Regions from separate parts of the Homo sapiens genome. Here region 2 is linked to region 1. The links are chromatin loops, found by intact Hi-C in ENCODE. Cell type or tissue: MCF 10A. All regions are shown on one strand. Links, peaks and the distances in the headings refer to the core of each region. The heading gives the core; the rest is flanking DNA.

Region 1 (2,918 bases), core at 286-2,785:
AGCTGGTCTATGGGACGTGCTCCTGAAACGGAAGATGTGTAATCATCACCGACAACGGGAGGCAGCCACATTGCAGTGAGGACATGCTCGGTATACCAATCTAGGAAAATATTCACTTTCACACGCCAGAAACATTTCCAAACCATCTACTCCAAGACCCCTTTGTACATAATGCTATAATACGCTCCCTACGCCTGCCTCGGGGGGCCCATATCTTCTAATTTATGTTCTTCTCTCTTGTTTAAAAACAATTACATCTTGAAACAATAGTGCTGAGAGGTCCATCCTGTAATGCAGCCTCATGTGTCCCATCCAAACCCAATCCTCACCGGAGAGGAGGAAGGACTACAGCACAAGCTCACATCCAGTGGCACGAAGGAAGGCAAGGTTCTGGGGTACTTTTGTCCTTTTCCCCGCACAGATTATACTCACATCAAACACTGTTCCTCCACAGCTAAATTAATAACGACATCCAAAATTCAGCTGCGTGTTGCTTTATGTCAAAAATAAGTAAAAAATATTTAAAAGTGACCAACTTAAAAAGTGGCAATGTCGTTAAAGATCTGTGGATCAGCAAATGACAGTCCCATTTAAGCTCTCACATCACTGCCAAACACAGACAGTCATCATCTCAAGCTAACCAGCCCCCAAAACAGCATTTAAAAGAAATGTCTTTACAACAGATAATAAGCTGTCCAGAAATAGGAGAATGACTAAAGTCAGCACATTAGAAATAATCATCTAAAAAAGCCTGAGTCCACATGCACACACAGAAAACTGGTCTTGGAAGCACACAGAGCACGAGGTGTGTTCTCACAGCTGCTAACCGTGTGTGCCACATGCAGCTGAGTGCCTCCACTTCTATCCAATCACAGCAACCACCATCACCACTCACTTCCAGAATGGACCTTGCTGCTTCTCTCCTTAACTTCTCCCTTGAATTTAGGAAATTCTGAAGCAAGGGAGTAAGAGTGAGGGTGGGTGGGTGGGTGTGAAACACAAATACATATCAGCCTGTAAAAAATGCTGTAGACGCTGGCTGCGGTGGCTCATGCCTGTAATCCCAGCACTTTGGGAGGCTGAGGCGGGCAGATGACAAGGTCAGGTGTTCGAGGCCAGCCTGGCTGACATGGTGAAACCCTGTCTCTACTAAAAATACACAAATTAGCCGGGCGTGGTGGCGGGCACCTGTAATCCCAGCTACTTGGGAGGCTGGGGTAGGAGAATCGCTTGAACCCAGGAGGTGGAGGTTGCAGTGAGCTGAGATTATGCCACTGCACTCCAGCCTGGGCAACAGAGCAAGACTCTGTCTCAAAAAAAAAAAAAAAATGCTATAGAAATCCATGGGTTTTACCTAACCAAAAAAGGTGCACAGAAAATAAATGCTAAGTGACAATTATTTACCTTCCATAAGACTGTACTGTACATATTCAGGAATAATATACAATGCTTTTGACACAAGCATTAGAAAGATCGTTATTACAGAATCCTAGAACATTTTATCTGTCTTCAAAGAGGGACTATTCAAACAAGAAATCCTACACCACAGGTTAAAAGCACCAACACAACGGTGAACCTTGACAAGAACAATTCCATCTCCGACCACAAGAGGGCAAACCACCAATGGCTACACTTCCCCAGGGAAGCAGGAGAGGTGAATTGGACCATCTGGTCAATTTATCTGGAGATAAACAGCCTAAAAAAGTGCCATTTAGAGAAAAACTTCAGTTCTTGTTTACTCAGTAAAACTATTTGTACATCAAATTAAAATATAATTCAGAAGAGAAACCCTCAATTTAAAGGAAGTCAGTGTTTTCATGAATAAAGAAATGATCCTAACATGATGGTCAGAGAAGTCTCTAAGTTTGGAACCTGGCACAATTTTGTTTTCAGAAAAATCAAGCACTAATTAACTATAAATCAAAATACATTTAACACACTCTTCAAAAAAGGAAACCTAATTCCAAAATCAGAAAGCCACATAAACTACTGGAAAAAATGCAATATAGCCGCCCACCCTTATCCACGGGGGTACCCACAAGACTGCCCACTGGATGTCTGAAACTGCAGCTATATCTCTGTATATATACCAACCCTATATATACTATGTTTTCCCATCTATACATACCTATGTGTGTTTAATCTGGAAATTAGGTACAATAATGGATTAACAACAACTAATAATGAAATAGAACAATTATAACAATATACTATAACTAAAGTTATGTGAATGTGGTCTCTTCTCTCAAGATATCTTACTGTATTGTTCTCACCTGTTTCGAACCACAGTTGACTGCAGGTACTTGTAACCACATTACGCAAAGCCAGAGGTGAGAGGGAAGTCTGCTGTACTGAATGTAATTGTGATCCTAGAGTTTTATTCTTAACTGCTCTAGAGTAACACGGTAAAAAATGTGGTTTCACACTTGCCTCAAATGCCCACGGTTAAACTCAGACTGGGCTGGGCGTGGTGGCTCACGCCTGTAATCCCAGCACTTTGGGAGGCTGAGGCAGGTGGATCACTTGAGGTCAGAAGTTCAAGACCAGCCTGCCAACATGGTAAAACCCTATCTCTACTAAAAATACAAAAATTAGCCAGGCATGGTGGCACGTGCCTATAATCCCAGCTACTCGGGAGGCTGGGGCAGGAGAATCGCTTGAACCCAGGAAGCAAAGGTTGCAGTGAGCATCACTGCACTCCAGCCTGGGCAACAAGAGTGAAACTCCATCTCAAAATAAAATAGTAAAATAAAATTAAAAATAAATAAACTAAAATAAAACTAGCATGACTTTCCATACAATATGCTTAGGTAATTAGAGAACAACAGGGACAGAAGGTTATTCCTTTGGTTCAACCATCAGATAAAGTTTAGCAAATGCATCACTAATATGCTCAAAAATGACATTTCTTGAATTTT
Region 2 (2,918 bases), core at 210-2,709, 1.4 Mb before region 1:
ATTAAGCTCATTTAGCATGTTTTCATTTCTGTTATTTTACTTTTCAGTTCTATAATTTCTACTTGGTCCTTTTAAAATAATTTCTCGTTTTTGCTAAGTTTCCTATTTGTTCATTTATTTCAACTGAGTTCATAATTGTTTGTTGAAGCATTGTTGTGGCTGCTTTGAGCATCTTATAACTCCACCTTCTGATTTACTTTACTGTGGTGTCAGCTGATTGTCTTTTCTTATTCAAGTTGTGTTTCTCCTGCTTCTTGTTGTGACAAGCAATATTTGCTTGTATCCTGCACACTTTTAATATTATGCCAAGATTCTTGATCCTATTTAAGTTTCTGATTTTTAACAGACAGTAGCTTTGTTTAGGTTCAGTGTATAGGACCTGGCCTATTTTTGTGAACTGTAATTCCAGTAACAATTTGGTTTTCAGAGCCTTGCAAGGCTAATCTGGTCTAGTTCAGATTTCAGCAAGGTGTAATTTTTTAATGAACATCTATTCATTTTGTAATTAGAAAAATAAAAACTCACTGTACACATGCATCTTATATACAACATGTTAGTATGGATGACACCAGGGCCAAGTGAATACCAGAGTCAAGAACCAAGAGTCAAGGCCATAGGAGAAGAAACAAGTCATACAGTTCAGGGGTGACAGTGGCAGGCAGGACTATCTGACATTCCCAGGTAGCAACAGTTTGTGGGCATGAGGCCTCTGTGCACACTGGGTTATATAACACGTGCTTATTTCAAAGGCACCATCTAGCATCTGAGAGGTGTTTGCCTAGAGGCCAGCCTTGGATTCAAATTTAGGACTTGTGGCTCTGAAGCCACAATGTTACTGGTTGCAAAGTAAGATACAAGATAAAACAATCTTAATTAATTAATTTTACACTTTTAAAAAACAGCTACTAGAAATTTTACTTTAAACCCGTGAAACTCATTTGTGATGCACAGGGTTTCTTGTGCTGTGGAGATGAGACCATCTCTGTTTGCCGAATCAATAAATCTCTACAGCCGGAGCTTTATTAAGTACTACTATTGAAATAATTGGATAAATTTAGATTCTCTATTTTCCCATTAATCTTGGATTAGTTTTAATATATAAAATAATGCAATCCTGACATATGTATAATGCTAAATTAAGGTTCATTTAAAAACAGACTCAGTATGCTAAAGTGAATCTCTCTATTGATCTTATTCATGTAATCTTGAAAAAGTTCATATATTGAAATCTACAAATAAAAATTCCATACCCTCTTTTACTGCTGCCATTTTTACATGCCTGCCAGGTATTTTTTAAACCTCTCAAAATCCTGCAAGTGAAATCTACTTTGAGGATTGGAACACGGAAGTCCAAAGCAGTATCTCGCTCGGAGTCGTCTCTGGCACTGGGATTTCACCAGGACTTTCTGAAGGGCTTTGCAGGGCACCTTGCAGCCTCCAACGTTCTCTTGCTCGTGCAGGGTGGAACGAGCTCCTCCGCATTCTGAAAACCGCCTTTTTCAGTCAGGCAAAGATTGTGGACCACGATCAAATAGACTCATTTGTAGAACTGGGAGAACCCTCCTAATCATCTGACAGTTACTCTTAGATTTCGTCTCTGAAATCGGTTGCGATTCCCGCTGGACGGCAGGGGGCAGCACCAGGCCGCCTCAGGGCCGGACCCGCGCGGGCGGTGCCGCCGCTTCCCCTCAGGCGGCCGGTGTGGGTGGGGCAGCCCGTGGCCTGGGCGGAGTCGGGAAGGGCCTGGCGGGCAAGAGCCTCAGACTGAGGGAAGGAGAGGGCGCCTTTCCGCGCTTCTGTTTCCCTAGAGGAAGGAAAGAAGTTGAGAAAATTCAGAGCCAAATGTAGATTTTCTCGAGTGCCTCATTCCCCACAGCGATCTTGCTGGTAACCGGGAGTGTGTTTTTTCTGCATCAAATGCTCAAATGCGGTCTTCCAAAATGTTTCCGACTGCGGCAGGAATTTCAAACGAAATCCTCGGAGCTAGAAGAAGAGTTACAGAAAATCGCGAATTTCCAGGCAACACGCCAGGGATTTGGGGAAGAGAACAGTAAAACGTAACAGAAATAGCAGCTTCCTGACACGGTGGAAGTCATCTGGTGAAGATTTTTTATACATTTTATATCGACTTTTTAATCTCCTAATTTATGAGTAAAGTGTTAACCTAAGAAGTAAGAATGCATTTTGTAGCTCATCATTGTTTAAATAGAGGCTTTGAAATTCAGCCCGTCTCGGTGATTGTAGCCGCCATTACAAAGTGGCTGCGGGAGGGGTCTGGCCTCTGCTCAGCCACTCACTGCTGTGTGATCTTGGGCAGAGCACTTGATGTCTCTGAGCCCGTCTCCTGAAGCCCAAAGCCAGGCTGTAATATCTGTGTCGGCTGTTCCGTGAGGAAAGATGCCTCATCTCTAGCTCTTCCTCAAGGCTATGAATATAATCAAAGGCGGATGCTCAGGGCTGTGAATAAGAGTTCAGTGACGCAGCGTTTTATCCAGTGCATTCCTCTTCCCAGGCGTCTGTGACATCGTCTTACCGACCAGCTGCCCCACTCTGGGACATTTACATCGCTTTGCAGTGGCCGCACTGACGGTCGACAGCTGCGCCAGGACTTAAGGCTCCAGCCTGGTCCCCTCCTTGCTTCCCAGCACTGCCTGGTCAAATGGTGGAGGACAAAGTGGAGGCAGAAGACGGAGGCGCAGCTGACACGTGGACTAAGGGCTCTCCAGGCATTCCGACTTCTGAAGAGGTGGCTGACAGCCTGAGCTCCATGGAAAGGTTGGGATAAAGAGCCTGTGTGATTGTCTACTCCAAATTCATGACTTTACAGATGGGCTTCAGCCAATGGTTTGGGTCCCAAGCTGTTGTTATTATTATTATTATTATTATCATTATCATTTAAGACAGTCTCGCTCTGTCAC

What was found. Hi-C counts contacts between places; a loop is a spot of excess contacts. Peaks named below come from ENCODE experiments on the same cell type or tissue, not always from the same donor. Only the 100,000 strongest peaks of a DNase experiment are listed, where the experiment ranks them.
Region 2: a loop joins it to region 1, with 5 times the contacts of the local background. A loop is called at or near these places in 2 of 110 quality-filtered maps.

The regions. Positions count from the first base shown.
Region 1 is chr13:111,222,270-111,225,187 of GRCh38, reverse strand. The region is part of intron 5 of ARHGEF7 (Rho guanine nucleotide exchange factor 7); the gene reads right to left. Among named protein-coding and RNA genes, the nearest start is that of ARHGEF7-AS1, 75 kb to the right of the region's middle. In MCF 10A, for the core only: a CTCF peak has its summit at 1,619 (motif pointing right); a DNase peak (open chromatin) is centred at 1,627.
Region 2 is chr13:112,605,286-112,608,203 of GRCh38, reverse strand. It overlaps a transcript of TUBGCP3 not described here. Among named protein-coding and RNA genes, the nearest start is that of TUBGCP3, 19 kb to the right of the region's middle. RefSeq lists silencers at 1,520-1,749, 1,780-1,829. In MCF 10A, for the core only: a CTCF peak has its summit at 1,638 (motif pointing right); a DNase peak (open chromatin) is centred at 1,703.